Linked DNA regions of Homo sapiens: regions 1 and 3 are each linked to region 2. A link is an interaction called in ENCODE POLR2A ChIA-PET data of the cell type or tissue named here. Cell type or tissue: OCI-LY7. All regions are shown on one strand. Each heading gives the region's core, and the rest is flanking DNA. Links, peaks and the distances in the headings are about the cores only.

Region 1 (5,646 bases), core at 765-4,764, 230 kb before region 2:
CAACTTAAGTGTCTAATAATAGGGAAACGGCTAAATAAATTATGGTATCTCCATTTGGCAGAACATTATGTAGTCATTAAAAATTATGTTTTCAAAGAGTATTTATTGTTGTGGGAACACGCTCAAAACACCTGACATGCTGTTAAGAGATTTAAAAAGGAATGAAGCAAATTTTCACTATCATTGTTTCTGTGCTGCCTTGATTCGCGGAGAAATCATGAAATTGAGGAGGCCTGAGGAAATCAACAGACACCCCAAAGGGGTCCCCCAGGCTACACGCTTACCACATGTGCTGGGCAGGGCTCATGCAGTTTATACATAAGATGATACCATTGATGAGCTGGGCTTGGTGGCTCATGCTTGTAATCTCAGCACTTTGGAAAGCCGACCCGGGCAGACTGCTTGAGCCCAGGAGTTCCAGACCAGCCTGAGCAACATGGCAAGCCTCCGTCTCTACAAAAAAATACAAAAATTAGCCGGGCATGGTGGTGTGTGCCTGTAGTTCCAGCTTCTCTGGAGGCTCATTTGAGCCCGGGAGGCAGAGGTTGCAGTGAGCTGAGATTGCACCAGTGTACTCCAAGCCTGGATGACAGAGTGAGACTCTGTCTCAAAAAAAAAAAAGAAAAAAATATATATATATGTCTTAAACAATCATTCAGGCTTCTGCCTTTAAGCTCATGATGAGACCAAAATTCAAAACCAAATATTCCCACACTCATTTCCAAAGAAACAAAGGAATCTTCTAAGCCCCCGTTTTTCCCAAACAAGATTCTTTCCATTGCTTTTGTGTTGTAACCGCAGACTGATGTTTTGGGTGCCTGCTTGAGTTCCTGTTCCTCTCACATGCTAGAAATTTCGGGTCTCATTCAAACACAAAGACGGTGGGGCAGTTAGTTGGAGAGAGAATCTGCCAGGGGGCAAGTCTTTGGGGGCTCTGCTTTTTCCCACATTAGGGACACTGGATGTTAACAAGCGTCGCCCAACATCTGCTGCTTGCTCGGCTTGTGCGTTTATTCCCCCTCTCCTCATTATGGGCATATAAATCCCTTTCCATGCCCTGGACTCCTTCTGCCCGCATCTGTCTGCAATTTACTCACCATGTGCTGTGGCTGGTGAAGCATCTTATTTATGACTTTGTAGAATTCCAGGCAGGATGCTCGTGGTGGCTGAAGGTGCCAACTCACTGCCTTTCAGGAATGCCGCTACCTTGAGCTTGGATGGGCTCAAGGGGTGGTCTCAGGTCTGGGCCACCCCTCATGAGAATCAGACAAGCAACATCTCCAAGCAGATCTCAGTATTGGCACTAATGGTACTACACACCAGGCCATGCACTTTACACCTCAATCTTCACAACAATCCTATGAAGTAGCTACTGTTTATTAGTCCCAATTATAAGAAAAACAGGCATTGTTACTATTACCCTCAGCAAAGGAATCATGGGGCAGGGAGGTTAAAGAATGTATCCAAGCTCTAGAACCAGAAATACCATTTGACCCAGGAATCCCATTACTGGGCACATACCCAAAGGATTATAAATCATTCTACTATAGAGACACATGTACACGTATGTTTACTGCAGCACTATTTACAATAGCAAAGACTTGGAACCAACCCAAATGCCTATCAATGACAGACTGGATAAAGAAAATGTGGTACATATACAACATGGAATACTATGCAACCATAAAAAAGAATTAGTTCATGTCCTTTGCAGGGACATGGGTGAAGCTAGAAACCATCATTCTCAGCAAACTAACACAGGAACAGAAAACCAAACACCACACGTTCTCACTCATAAGTGGGAGTCAAACAATGAGAACATGTAGACGCAGGGAGGGGGAACATCACACACTGGGGCCTGTTGGGCAGTAGGGGGCAAGGGGAGGGACAGCATTAGGACAAATATCTAATTAAAACCTAGATGATGAGTTGACAGGTGCAGCAAACCACCATGGCACACATATACCTATGCAACAAACCTGCACGTTCTGCACATGTAACCCAGAACTTAGAGGAAAATAAAAAAGTAAACAACAACAACAACAAAAAAATGCATCCAAGCTCACATAGCCAATAAATGGTAGAGGTGGGATTCAAGCCCCCAGATCTGACTTGAGTCTGCTGTCACCGCCACTGAAGTAAGAATGGCTTCTGTCTCTGGCATCTGGGCCAACTTCCTTCCCTGCGACCATACCCAGAGGGAAGATGAGGCGTGTCTGTGCAGTGGGAAAAAGTCTCTGCTTCTGCTAATTAGCTCTGCCACCCTGGTCAAGTTATTTACTTTCCCTGAACCTCATTCAGGTGTCTCCACCTGAGAAATGGGGTTTCTAGCTCCTGGCAGGATTGAGGTGAATGGTAAGTCACGTACTTAGAAGAGTGTTGGCACCCAGTAGGTGCTCAATAAAGCTTCCTTTTCAAGAATACTGACAAGTCCTTGTTGCTTATATTAATACTCCTACAAAGGGGTGGATCTCTGCGTCCCTGGGCAAGGCCAAAGATCTTTGGTGGTGGATAAGAAATCTTACAGCACAGAGTTAGTAAAGATTGCCTGTACAGCTCTGTGCCTTGTGGGCTAAAGGGAGGAGGATGTACATTATGACAACAGCAGGAACTAACTATCACCTTTCCAGACATTACCTCGTTTCATTCTCACAACCTCCTGCAAAGCCACTGTTAATGTCCAATCACTCAGATCAGGAATGGAGAGGCTAGGTTGTACATCCTAGATTGTAGGTTTAAAGAGGCTAGGTTGTAGCCTCCAAGGAGCTGGGGATGGTAGTGTAAGTGAGCCTCTGCTTAACTCCCGCCGCCGCCATCCCTGTAGGCCCAGGAACCACTAAGGGAGGTTTTTCTCCTCCTTGCAGATCCAGAAGAGCACATAGGGGTGAGAATCCTGTACCTGGTCAAAGACGTGGAGGTTGGCGTCTCTGTCCCTGGGACACAGAATGGGAAAGGTGATTGAACAGCATCTGGCTGCTTCCTGAGCCAGTCCCTACTCTCCACTACATGATAAAGCTTGGCAAGACCAAACGACAACAGCTTGCACAGCCTGAGCCCAGCAGCACTTGCTTGTGGGAGATTCCCGAGACTTGGGTCTCCATCCTGAGAAGGAGAATGGATATTACAGGATCCTGGGAAGCTGGGCGTGGAGGATGGCTCACACAGATCTGCCTAGACTGCCGGGTGGCTGCATAGAGGAAAAGTACGCCTACTTGGCAAAATGACTTCCCAGGCATGCCATGTCAGCTGGGCCACAATGCACCCCAATGTCTATTACAGCTTCAAAAGACCACCCAAAATGCTGCCGCCGTGACCCCACCAGAAACAAGACCCCAGAAGAAGAGGGTCATCTACCTGCCTTGGAAAGCAACATGTACTGCTGAAAAGAACACTTGTCAAGAGTGCTGTGACACTCTGGATACGGGCTCACCCTCAGCTGAGGACTTCCCAGGCTTTCTGGGGGATAGTCAGCTGGGCACTGGACAGATAGCCTTCTTGGCCTGCTGCCCACATCACACCCCTTGTCAGGGAATTGGCTCTCACTGAGCCGATTAACTGTCCAGCAAAATCCATTCTCTCTTTTACCCTGTTAGAGTCCTAGCTGGGACAAGGCCACCTAGCTAGAAACTACATTTCCCAGAACCCTCTGCATCTAGGAATGGTCACATGACCAAGCTCTTGCAAAGGCAAATCTCTGGCCCTCCATTCTGGCTCTTTCCCTGGGGTCTCTCAGGGAAACACATACACCCAACCGGCCTCAAATGCTCACTGTGGGGTGGTAAAGGAAGAAACAGATTCTTTAAGCCTCTGTGTTTTGGGGTCTCTTTGTTACAGCAGCATGGTATTAACCTAATTAATAAACCTGCTTTAGCTTCAGAAACAACATTTTTAAAGAGGATTCATTGTTCTAGTGAATGGTAAGTGGAAAGAAGGTTGCAAAGCTTTATTGTCTTTTCTAGAAGAAGCAAAGACACTGAGGGGGCTTAAGAGAATCAATGCAGACCCCAAAGGCTGTGTTTTCCCCAGATGTTTCATGCCTGAGTTCTCCAAGCACTGTGGAGTCCACTGACAGGTTACATGATGGCTTCCAACCTTTCTCAAATAACCCGCTGAGACCCTTCTTCCAGCCCCATAGAATGTGGCAGTGCCTCCCGGGAGAGAGGGATGTGGGTCCCTCCAGGGAAACCAGGCTGAGCATGTGGACAGCGGTTTCCTCATCTCCTAAAGCAATTTCTGGCTGAAGACACACCAGCCACATGGTAGTTACGGGTCTGTGGTCCTTGTCTTCAAGAGACCCCCTGGACACTACACCATGTCATCTTCCAACTCCTTCCTCTGGGCCCAGGAGAGCCCATCATGGTGAGCAAGAGGGACGCATGGGACACAGACATGTCCTCCAGCAGAGAAATCAGCGTAGCCACACTATGCCCTGAGTGGAGGCACCGAAGGACCCCAAGGGTGCTGGGTAAGAGAGACTCGGCTGCTGGGTCAGCGTCCTGGTCCAGCCAAGATGCCCATCCACCATTCACACCCCAGAAGGAGACACCTCACATCCAGCCATATGGACAATGTGTGATGGTCACACTGGAGGAAGGAATGGCATCTGCACCCAGCCCACAAGATGCAGAATTCCACTCGAAGAAGGGACAGGGCAGCCACAGCTGGAGGTGGGTGCTGGGAGACCCCTGTGTCCATCTGCGTCACTTCCCCTGCATGGGGAGGACTCCAGATCCCTGGGGCCTGAGCTCCCAGCGAAGGAACTGCTGCTGACTCGTCACTCACCCTGCAAGGCTTCTTTGGCTCTGGCTAGCTCCTGCTCCTTCTGGGCCAGCTGGACCCTGAGCTCGGTGGCCGAGAGGACCTCAGAGGACTTGCCGCCCTGCGACTCCTCCAGGTCCTTCGCCAACATCTCCTTCATCTGCCGGAGAAGGTGAACTTCCTCCTGGAGCCGCGACACTTCTTCCCGCAGGAGCACTAGGGGAGAAGGGCACAGGGTTAGAGGACAGGAACGTCTCTGCCGCTCACTCGCATTTTCTGGGGATGGTTTGAGGTGGCTTTGGCTTTTTTGTTTGCTCTGCATTCAGGGCCTTTCCTACATGTGTGAAGGGAGGCCACTGCCTTATTCCAAAGAGCCTCAGCACCAATTCTAGGCCCCACCCACAGTCTGCAGAGCTCACCTAGTGAGACCCCTCCACCACGACTCCCGAGGACTCCACTGCCGCTGTCCTGCACTCAGAGTGTCCGCTCTGGTGGCCGACGGTCTTAGGAGTTAGCATCATAACCATGAGCCAACAGCATGCTGAGTTGAGTTTCATATGCATTATCTCATTTAAGCCACCAAAACCTTCGGATGCAGGGACCATCATAACCCCATTTTATAAATTAGGACATCGATGCCCAGAGAGATTAAGTAACTCCAGGTGGTCATAAAGTTAGTACATAGCAGAGCTGGGAATTGAACCAAGGCCTGGCTGACTCCACAGCCTGGACTCCCAGTCTCATGCTTGGGAAACAGCCATAGAAAGGCATATTCAACACATTTTGCAAAACACATACCCTCGAGGAGCTCAGCACTGTGTACAAACAGAACTTGTGCATTTGCACCTGACTGTCCTGCAGGAAAATAGGGTCTAATGAGCAGTGACA
Region 2 (5,646 bases), core at 777-4,776:
GACCAGACGGGTCTAGTTTTCAACTCAGACTCTGCCCTCTACTTGCTGTGTGGCCTTCAGCAAGTTGCTTAACCTCTCTGAGGTTCAGTTTCCTGTCCTGTAAAATGTGAATCGTCATCCTCACTTCACGGGGATTTTTTTAACGAAAAAAATCCAGTACATAAACCTCTTTGATGGAAGAATGAGCCTTCATACGTGAAGGACCTTGTACACAGTTCCCGGGGCCTCAGTAACGCTCTAAACATTACCTGCCTGGACTTACCTCTCTTCTCCTGAAGCTCATTAGAAGTGCATAAAGTCTGAGCTCAATCAACTCCGGTGGTCAGAAAGCCAGGAGAAGCCTCTTTGCCTCCCTGAATGAACAGCCACAGGTTTATGATTTATTTGCTGATTAATTGGATGCTTGGAGACAATTCCATTTCAATTACCTTATTGGCATGACGAGATATACAAGGGCTGCCAATGTCAATACATTAAGACTGAGTGTGCTGGAGCAGCAGCCAGGGTTCAGGGCACTGCTGTGTCATCTGCGCCACGGTGCACAAAGGCAGCTTCAAAAGCATTTCAGCATGATCGCTTCCCTCTCTCCGCTCCTGGGGAGAGAAGGATCCTGCACACCACAGGCAAATCATGCTGAAATTGAGGTGGTGCCTTTGGGACTCCCATCCCATCACAGTCTTGGGATTCTCTAGCTGAGATCTACTAGAGCCTGTGGAAGCAAGAATGGTCATTTATCACATGGAGCTGGGTGCATGGTGTGGGGCCCAAGGGAGAAAGGGTAGCCCCTGCCACTCGAGTACCAGAAACCAGAAATTGTGCTGGACTGAAGGGCAGTAGGTAGAATTCTAAACCCCCAAGATTTCCTCTCCTGGTGTACCCACTTTGAGTGCATGCAGAACCTGTGAATGTGATGGGATTTCGCTTCTATTCTTACATTACCACTGTTGACTTTGAGCTCTTTATTTAAAAAAAGCATCCAGGTGGGCCTGACCTAATCAGGTGAGTCCTTAAAAGAGCCGGGGCCCTGCCTAGGAGATTGGCAGCCCAAGAGCTGATGGAGAGGCCCATGTGTCAAGGAACTGCAGGCAGCCTCCAGGAACTTAGAGCAGCACCTGGCAAACAGCCATCAAGAGAACAGTGGCCTCAGTCTTACAGCTGCAAAGAACAGATTTCCATCAATAACCACATGAGCTCGAAAGAGGACCTGGAGTTACAGAAGAAATGCAGCTCAGCCAGCACCTGATTTCTGCCCCGTGAGTCCCTGAGCAGAGAGCCCAGTTCAGCCATGGCCAGACTTCTGAACTCCAGAAGCTGCGAGGTAATACGTGTCTGTCCTCATAAGCTGCCCAGTGTGCAGTAACTGGTTACACAGCAGTTGATAACAGATGCACAAAGTGACTGCATCACTGTTCTCCCAACCCCTCTCCCCTTAGAGCCTTGTGGTTTCTGTGCCTGCTTCTCCCTGTATATCTGCTTTTCTGCTCTTTTCCTGGAAGCTGGATCTCTTTACTTCTCTGTGCATACCGTGGAGGATCCCTGAATGGATCCACCCATTCGAAAACCATCTGCTGAGTGGCAAATTCTACACTCAGGCTTGTTCTCAGGTCTTCTCTGACCACAGGTCCCATCTGATCACTCCTGCACCATCCGCCTCCTTGCATGTTGGAGCACCCTGAGGCTTCAGGGTCTCCGTGCGTGCCTTCCCCAGAGATCCACACTGCTCTCGTTGATCTCCTTCACATCTCTGCTCAAATGTTACCTCCTCAGTGAGGCTGGCCCTGATCTCCCAACTTAAAGTTGTCACATTTGCTCCCAGCAGCCTCCCTCCCTGCAATATTCCCTCTTGCCACCTTCCTGCCTACTCTTCAAGGTGTGCAATGCACTTACGTCCTTATTGATCTCGATCGCCGATCTCTTTCATAAGAAAGTCGGCTCTCTCAGGTCAAGGATTTTGGTCTGTTTTGTTCTCTATATCCTCAGCCCTTAGAACAGCACCTGGCATACAGCTGGTGCTCAAGAGAGACTTGTTGAATGAATGAATGAATGAATGAAGTGGGAGCTATGGCAATGTCTCTTCAGATTCTGTAGCCAGAATCTATTCTGGATAATGCACTTCAGATGATTTGAGTGAATATACTATTCCTTCACCCTTGCACATCCTGGGCTGAACAATGATTTCTTCTTTATTTTTATAGAACTGTCTTAGCCAGTGTTTCTTAAAGTGTGGTCAGGGGACCAACTGCAGCAAAACCATCTGGGGACCCTGTTAAAAATGTACACCCTTGGCCGAGAGTGGTGGCTCACGCCTGTAATCCCAGCACTTTGGGAGGCTGAGGCAGGTGGATCACCTGAGGTGAGGAGTTCGAGATCAGCCTGACCAACACGATGAAACCTTGTCTCTACTAAAAAAAAAAAAAAAAAAAAAAAAATTAGCTGGGTGTGGTGGCACATGCCTGTAATCCTAGCTACTTGGGAGGCTGAGGCAGGAGAATAGCTTGAACCTGGGAGGCAGAGGTTGCAGTGAGCCGAGATCACGCCATTGAATTCTAGCCTGGGCAACAAGAGCAAAACTCCGTCTCAAAAAAAAAAAATATACACACACACACACACACACACACACACACACACACACACACACACCCTTGAGTCCCACATGAGCCCCAACAGGCCAGGGGCCCAGGAACCTATATTTTTAAAAAGTACCCCCTTCCCATTTTTAGCCACATGGAAGTTTGAGAATACAGATGTACAGGAAACACACTCCTTTTCTTCTCTCTGGAGGCTGTGGGGAACTTCTGTTTTTCACCTGGCCTCATCCACCGGAGGTAATAAAACTAACAATGGCTGACTGCAGGTGGACCGACGGCCTGTCTTATCTCTAGGGTGCATTTCCACCAGATGTCCCATAACACTTATTTGTTGGAGGTAACTCATCTTCCTGCGGGGGCTCCACATTCCCCCCAAAGCTTTTATTCTTCTATGGCCACAGGTGGAGATTGTCACCAACCTCAAGCTCAAGCCTGAAACTTACAAATCACAAAGGCTCTGGGGATTAAGTGGCTATTTAGCAGCAAGTTCCTTTTACAACTTACCAAACCCAGGGCCAGGGACGGCGCTTCTTGGACTATCGTGGACATTTCTCCTTTGCCGTGCAAGAGTGGCTATTACCCGGCATGCCGCTTTGGAAATCTGGAACAGGTCGGGAGAGTAATGGAAACTGGCCGGTAAGTAGCTTGTGTGTCTCCTGCTGCTTCTCACGGCAGCCTCGCTGATGTTTGGGTATATGGATCTCAGCGTGGGGGGCTGCCATGTGAAAACGGCCGTTAGGTGTGTGGGGTTTAGCACATTCTCTCTGAGCCTGGCTACCAGCGAGGCTTTGACACTCAGGCTTTGTGTATGGGGGTGGTTTCGGGGTCCAGCCTAAACACCCAAGGTGGCTGGAAACCAGGGCAGGGCTGCCTGGAAGAAGAAGGAGATCCTATACCTCTTTTGTGTTCCCTTCAAGAATAAACGTGTCTTTGAAAACAACAGCACGGGCCGGGCGCGGTGGCTCACGCCTGTAATCCCAGCACTTTGGGAGGCCGAGGCGGGCGGATCACGAGGTCAGGAGATCGAGACCATCCTGGCTAACACGGTGAAACCCCGTCTCTACTAAAAATACAAAAAAATTAGCCGGGCATGGTGGCGGGTGCCTGTAGTCCCAGCTGCTCCTGAGGCTGAGGCAGGAGAATGGAGTGAACCCGGGAGGCGGAGCTCGCAGTGAGCCGAGATAGCGCCACTACAGTCCGGCCTGGGCGAAAGAGCGAGACTCCGTCTCAAAACAAAACAAAAAAAACCAGCATGACCATTTAGCATCCTGTGCTCCCCAAAACCAAGACGCACATCCTCGTACAAGGCACACCTACTGCCTCCTGAATGTTTCTTGCCCCAGGAATTTTACAACCTACACAGAGATTGGAAAGCCCAACGGGACTATGGGGAGGCATGGTAAAAGGAGGCGGAACTAAAAGTGCTCCTCAAACCTCAGACAGTGAGATGCTTGGGACACGCAGTCTGGTCTGTTCCATGAAGGAGACTGGTGTGCCCTGGAAGCCTCACATTACACACAAGAAAAGTTATCACGGTGGGCTTGCATGAACCAGGCAAGGCCTGTGTACTTTACATGTCATGTACATGCCATGTCACATATAACACGATGAGATCAGCCTTTGCTAGTCAAAGTGTGGACTCTGGACCAGCAGCATCCGCATCACAGGGGACCATGTTAGAGAAACACAGACTCAACCGGGTGTGGTGGCTTAGGCCTGTAATCCCAGCACTTTGGGAGGCCAAGGCGGGTGTATCACCTGAGGTCGGGAGTTCAAGACCAGCCTGACCAACATGGAGAAACCCCGTCTCTACTAAAAATAATAATTAAAAAAAAATTAGTCGAGCGTGGTGGTGCATGCCTGCAATCCCAGCTACTTAGGAAGCTGAGGCAGGAGAATCACTTGAACCCGGGAAGCGGAGGTTGCAGTCAACCGATGGTGCCATTGCACTCCTGGGCAACAAGAGCAAAACTCTGTCTCAAAAAAAAAAAAAAAAAAGAAAAGAAAAAAGAAAAACACAGACTCTCTGGCCCCACCCCAGACCTGCTGAGTCCTAATCTGCAGTCTATCCAGATCCCGGAGTGCTTCAGGCGCACTGTACAGTTTGAGAAACACTGAGTTAGGTGCTACTTTATCCTCATTCCACGGGTGAGGAGAAAGTAGCTGGGGCAGGCTCGAGGGCTTAGTAAGCACTGGAACTCAGATACTTCCAAGACCAAAGTTCCTTGGACTGTGATTCCCACTGCTCACCCGGCAGGAGGGAACCCCTGAGTTGAACCTGTTAGGCGTAGATATCCAGATGAAGGGCATCCTGGGCAGAGGGAAGGGCCGAAGCCAGGGCAGGAGCTGTGCGCAGCCCTATGGTGTGCCGGGAACCGACAGCAGTCTGGACTGGCTGGGGCGTGGGCTGCAGATTGGGCAAGGAGGGAGATCCCATCTGGAGAGGCTGATCGGGGGGCCAAACCCCAGAGAATAAAAGTGGAGTTTCCTCTTCAAAAATGTAGCTCCCAAACAGCTCGCAGGTGGTTCAGATGCGAGAAACCTGTGCCTTAGCAAGGTTAAGGCACTAAGGTTAAGGTTACTAAGCAGAGCTTTGATGACTCAGACACATCCAGGAAGCTGCTATGACCCCCGAGTCCCCACGCTGAACATCAAAGGGGCCCTGGGAGAACCGGGGGCCTCCAACACTTGAACTGCTCCTTGTATGGAAACTTCCAGAACTCCCCCACTCCCCGAAAGAGAGGTCATCCGGACACCTCCCAGGAAGCATCTCTGCCCGACTCTGAAGGCTCCAGGAGGTCCCACCCTACGGCACGAGGCTGCACTGCCACGGTCATTAATTCAACTATTGCTGAAGTGTTGCAGCGGCGGTGGCTGCTGGAAAATTTGCAAATCAATATTGCACGGCGGGTGGGGCAACGGGAAAGAACTTCTCTGTTCCCATTTCATCAACTTCAAACTCTGGGTTGTGTATTTGAAATAAATGCCATTTCCTCTTCACCAGCTAAGTTTCTCTGGGACTTGTCCTGACTTGCTTTCATGGTAACTCCAAGCACAG
Region 3 (5,646 bases), core at 765-4,764, 370 kb after region 2:
GCAACCCATCATGGCCTTGCAGGAGACAAGGTCCCGTCCAGTCTGCCCTTTCCCCATTTTTTCTTCCTTCTAAATGCCCCTCTTCCCTTTTACCATTCTCCAGATGGAGAAGCCGCTTCACAAATCTTGGCTAGCACATTTCAAGGCTCCTTCTTTGAAGCGGACTAGCTTCAGCTCCACAGATTTCTCCACAGATTTCTCGTGGAGGCTGCATTTTAAACAATAGGCTCATGCACATCCTTTAAGGTAAATACAGTCGTGCAAGCACTTGGATAGTGTTAAAGTTAATGACCTGGCATTGAGCGAGGAAACTGAAGAGCGAACGATACATTTTTGACATTTCTGCCACCCAGACAGCAGTGGCTGCTTTGCTCTCACACACACACACAAAATCGAGAACATTTCTCCTGAGAGGAAATGTTCTGATTCAGGATCTCTTATTTTGCATTTAGAAATGTGTCTCCATCTGATTCTTTCCTGAGGCTACGCTGCAGAAACACATCTTGGTGTAAGACACCTTCCATCTCTAGCAGTTGCTAGTGAGCTAATGAAAGTCAATACTATTTATTCAACTCCCGGGAAGCCCAGCGCTCCCTATTAGCCACTGTTTGAAATGTGGACCAAAGAAAGGTGACCCGGATAAGATCAGGACCAGAAATGGTCCTGCCTGACACAGGTACTATTAATATACTTGGAGAGAACTACCTAACACGGGCACCGTTAATGTACTTGGAGAAAAAAAAAGCCAGTACCTCTCTACCTGGCCATCCCTTAATCCTCTTTTATGATGGATTGTTTAACAAGTAAAGGGCTGTAAATTGAGTGAGTTGCTTTAGACACTATAAAAATCGATTGTTGAAAGTTGAAGCGAAGCCTTCTCTTTCTTCAGTTTGGGTGCATGGTCGTAGTCCAGGCCAAGAACTCCAAGGAGCCAACAGCCTGAGGTAGGATTGAGCCAGAGGCTTAGGAGGGAGGAGGCATCACAGGTGACACCCATCTATGTAAATTACCCAGATCCCCACATTCTGCATCTGAGCTATCAAGAAAGCTGTTTCTCTAGGTCCCATGGGTTGTTAGCAGGCTTCAGTTATGTGTAAATTGTGAAAGCTGATTGTACGGTTGGCAAAATGGTCAGAGACCTAGAAGCTTTGTTGATGACCACATCATGGGAGTGCCTAATGGATGGATCATTCATAAACACTCTGACAACAAACACGAAGTGAAAATGCACTTCTAGGTAAACAGCTGCTTGCATCTGAGTGATGCACAAAGCTAAAATCCGGCTCTCAGGGATGCATCCCGTCTGTAAACACTGGGGTCACTGCTGCCTTCCAAAGACAACACTGCTTTACAGAGCCACACAGAGATGCCACATGGTGGTTGAGAAGCCAAGCTTGTCCCTGCTCCTGTTTTCTTTCCTTGCACCGTATACCCTCATAGCAGTCAACAAACACATTGAATGCCCCTAGATAATGTTATGTGTTGTATCTGCACGTACAGATAGAAAAATCCATCAGGCAGATCTTCACAGTAGACCTGGTTGGCAAACCCCACGTTCGCAAGTAAGGAAACCCTAGCTTGGGGGTGAAACCAAGATGTGAACTTAGATTTCAAGCTCTCGCTATCCCACTTTCTCCTTTCAGGCTTCTTACATTTTTACGTAGCCTGGTTCATTTTGAAAGATATAAAGGGGTCAAGGTTCAGATACAATCAAACTGAAAAGTCTCCAAGGATCTGAGAGAAGGCAGCACTTAGGGACTACATTGAAAATGGAAGCACAGGTGAGTGTGCATGTTTAGGGGGCAGGAGTCTCCCTGGACTCCCCTGCTTGCCTCCTGCCATCAAATCACGCAACACCGCTGGACAACATTGTGTTTGCACTAAGCTGGTCTAGGGCTCAGCTTTTGATTGGTAGGCATGGCAGCCAAGAAGAGAAGGGGTGGGGTGATGTTGACATGGTTACTGATTCAGCCCAGGCTCTGCAGTCCGATGGCCAGAGAAACGACAAGGGTGACCAGTAGGCTGGAGGCAAGGGCTCCACCCTCAAGCCTGGGACCATGGTCCAAAGTGAGAACTTACACCCCTATTTTCCTGCTCAAATGTTGCCTTTTCCAAAACCACCCATGGCCCAGCCCGCCCCCCATCCTGTCCCCATAAAAACCCCAGGCTCCATCAGAGAGAAGAGGAGAAGCAGCTGGACGTTGGAGGCTACAGTTGGACATTGGAGAGAAGTAGCTTGCCTTCAGAGGGACAGCTTGACAGTGCGACCTCAGAGAAGAGTCTGGCTGCAGGTAGCCGGACTTCAGGGGAAGAATACCTTCTCGCTCCATCTCCCTTCCAGCTTCCTTTCCCGCTGAGAGCCTTTTTCTTTTTTTGGAGACAAGAGTCTTGCTCTGTCACCTCGGCTGGAGTGCAGTGGTGTGATCTTAGTTCACTGCAACCTCCGCCTCCTGTGTTCAAGCAGTTCTCCTGCCTCAGCCTCCCAAGTAGCTGGGATTACAGGCGCGTGCCACCACGCCTCGCTAATTTTTGTATTTTAGTAGAGACAGGGTTTCACCATGTTGGCCAGGCTAGTCTTGAACTCCTGACCTCGTGATCTGCCTGCCTCGGCCTCCCAGAGTGCTGGGATTACAGGCATGAGCCACTGTGCCCGGCTAGCCATTTTCATTGGCAATAAGATCCTCTGCATTCACTGCCCTTCCATTCGTTTGTGAGACCTGATTTTTCCTGGATGCTGAACAAGAGCTTGGGTACCAGGGGTGCAGATGCAAAAGGCTGTCACACTGACCATCTGCCCTTGCTGGTGGAAAGCAGCCACCTCATGTGAAAAGGCAGAGAGTCTACTGAGCTGTTAACACTTAAGCCATCCGTGGATGGCAGAGCTCAAAGAGCACTGTAACACATGCCTTCTGGGGCTTCATTGATGGTGGGCACCCCTCTAAATGCTGGTGCGGCGTTTCTTCCCGCTGGCACACAAAAGTGCTCGCCCACGGCTCCTGCACCCGCTCACACTTGTGTGTTCCCTCCCACAAGGGGTTAAGTGCAGCAAGTTTGAGTGAATGGAGTCTGCCCCTGCTGGCGCCGAAGCAGCTGGCTAGCTCCAGTGCCCGCCCTCCAGTTCCCGCCAGTGAAGGGCTTAGGAAAGATATCCTGCTTCACAGCTATGATACTTTTCTTGAAAATCTTCCAAGTTTCCTATATACAGAGAAAGACTGACCATTTAATTGCCCGGGAAACTTGTCACCCCTTGCACTGTCCCAGCAAGATTTGAACTGGTCACCCTGAATAGCCAACAGCTTCAATGAAGATGAGCTACGACATTTCAGTTTTCATTTGTACGTTCAGAGGGTTCCATAAGAGCCATAGACAAAAATAAACCACACTTAACTGCCAAACCATTTCCACAGACTTTTATGAATATCTTCTCTGCTAACTTTCCACTGTAAAGGATTATGTTTAGATCTTTAGTTTTTAAATGGGAACAGCTGCAATGGACTACCAGACAGCTTTAATGAACAGATGTGTATTTCTGGAGAAATCGATTTTCCTTTTTATTATGTCACCAGATTTGCTGTATTTCCAAGCAATTTACATTTTAGGCTATGACTCGTGTATGAACTAACAATAATAACTGTGGCCTCCAGGTAGGGAAATCTATCTCATCAGAAAGATCTGCTGGGCAAGGCGAAATTTTGAGTCGTTATTATTAGCAATATGCCATAAGAGGAATATCTATCTACACTTTATGACCTAACTGCTGTATTAGCCACTTCTGCAGTCCCACTGGAGGAAGTCTTTTTGTTTTGAGTTAGTCTAGAAAGTATTATTTTTTAACCCGGAGGTTCTTAACTGAGGCAATTTGGCTCCTCAAGGGATATTTGGTAATGTCTGAAGACGTTTGTGATTGTTATGACTGGGGAAAGGTGCTCCTGGCATCTAGTGAGTAGAGGCTGGGGACGCTGCTAAACATCCTGCAATGCACAGGACAGTCCCCACCACAAGGAATTACCTGCCACAAATTTCAGTAGTGCCGAGGTTGCAAAACTTTGCAGTTATGAGTTGAATTGCATTACCCAAAAAGATAATGTTGACGTTTTAACCCCCAGGGTCTCAGTGTATGACGTTATTTGGAAATAGAATCATTGCAGATGTAATTAATTAAGATGAGGTCATGCTGGAGTAGGGTGGGCCCTTAATCCAACACAGCTGGTGACCTTGAAAGACCCCCCCCCCCCCCACCCCGGGGGGAGGGGGTGGGCGCCGGGGCGCGGTGGCTCACACCTGTAATCCCAGCACTTTAGGAGGCCGAGGCGGGCGGATCATGAGGTCAGGAGATTGAGACCATCCTGGCTAACATGGTGAAAACCCGTCTCTACTAAAAATACAAAAACAAAATTAGCCAGGCATGGTGGCGGGCACTTGTAGTACCAGCTACTCGGGAGGCTGAGGCGGGAGAATGGCTTGAACCCGGGAGGCGGAGTTTGCAGTGAGCCGAGATGGTGCCACTGCACTCCAGTCTGGGCAACAGAGTGAGACTCCGTCACAAAAAAAAAAAAGAGAGGGGGCCGGGCATGGTGGCTCATGCCTACAATTCCAGCACTTTGGGACGTCAAGGTGGGAAGATCACTTAAGGCCAGGAGTTCAAGACCATCCTGGCCAACATAGTCAGAACCTCTCTCTAAAACAAACAAACAAAACAAAACAAAAAAACAGAGGAAGGATGAAGTGAAGACACACACAGGGAGAATGCCATGCAAGACAGAGGCAGAGATTGACGTGATGCGGCCACAAGCCAAGGAACACCAGGAGCTGAAAGAGACAAGGAACAATTCTTCCCTAGAAGCTTCAGATGAAGCATGTCCCTGACGACAACTTGTCTTTCACCTTCTGGCCTCCAGAACTCAGAGAGAATGAATTTCTGTTGTTTTAAGTCACCCAGTTTGTGGTACATTATTATAGCAGCCCCAGGAAATAAATATATATCCCTTAGGCAAATAAAATTTTTTTTCTTAGAATGATGGTGGTCATGTTTTTCTAGGGAAATTTGCTGTTTCCTCTTTATGGATCCCTTTCCTATATACTGTTATGCTAAATAACTCTATTAGGCCAGCATCATTATTCCCATTTTAGAGATGAATAATAACAGTAGTGAACATTTGTTCAGAAATGTATTGTGTGTGCCAGTGCTCATGCTGCATGCTTCACAAACATTATCCCATTCGATCGTTGTAGTGGCTCTAGGAGGCAGCGGCTATAATTACCCCCATTTTGCAGTGGAAGAAACTGAGGCATAGATTAGTAAATCGTGTTCCCCTTAGTTCCACAAGTGGCAGGTAGAGGGAGTTTTAACCCAGTGACTCTGGCTCCTGAGCCCTTACTCTTAACTGCATGCTTTCCAGCTCTGATGCATCAGCGGCAGAAGGACCCAAAAGGTACATGTGCAACCAGTTAGTGCCGGGGGCATGACCTCCATGATCCTGTCAACAACACATCTCTAATGAAAAGGGCCTTAACACAACGCAGTTCCTAAACCACATCCCACATGAAAACGGTACTGAGGCAAAAGAAAAGTAAGAAACATTGTAAGAAACATTACCTGCTATATCTCTCTCTTCCAAATTAAAAAAAAAAAAAAAAATATTGTGA

The links. ChIA-PET counts read pairs that join two places held together with the same protein. Peaks named below come from ENCODE experiments on the same cell type or tissue, not always from the same donor. Only the 100,000 strongest peaks of a DNase experiment are listed, where the experiment ranks them.
Region 1: POLR2A ChIA-PET joins it to region 2 with 6 read pairs; 3 of 35 experiments call an interaction of 5 or more read pairs at or near these places.
Region 3: POLR2A ChIA-PET joins it to region 2 with 5 read pairs; 1 of 35 experiments calls an interaction of 5 or more read pairs at or near these places.

The regions. Positions count from the first base shown.
Region 1 is chr1:14,960,012-14,965,657 of GRCh38, reverse strand. It overlaps KAZN (kazrin, periplakin interacting protein), which reads right to left. Exons shown (of 15, transcript NM_201628.3): 2 at 4,783-4,974. Among named protein-coding and RNA genes, the nearest start is that of TMEM51-AS1, 190 kb to the left of the region's middle. In OCI-LY7, for the core only: no CTCF peak of the experiment used is centred there; no DNase peak of the experiment used is centred there.
Region 2 is chr1:14,733,249-14,738,894 of GRCh38, reverse strand. The region is part of intron 1 of KAZN (kazrin, periplakin interacting protein); the gene reads right to left. Among named protein-coding and RNA genes, the nearest start is that of KAZN, 140 kb to the right of the region's middle. RefSeq lists enhancers at 2,819-3,540, 3,541-4,262, 4,985-5,646. In OCI-LY7, for the core only: a CTCF peak has its summit at 2,926; DNase peaks (open chromatin) are centred at 1,144, 2,834 and 4,174; H3K4me3 peaks cover 3,649 bases; H3K27ac peaks cover 4,000 bases.
Region 3 is chr1:14,363,960-14,369,605 of GRCh38, reverse strand. The region is part of intron 3 of KAZN-AS1 (KAZN antisense RNA 1); the gene reads left to right. It also overlaps a transcript of KAZN not described here. Among named protein-coding and RNA genes, the nearest start is that of KAZN-AS1, 53 kb to the left of the region's middle. In OCI-LY7, for the core only: a CTCF peak has its summit at 3,076; no DNase peak of the experiment used is centred there; H3K27ac peaks cover 2,455 bases.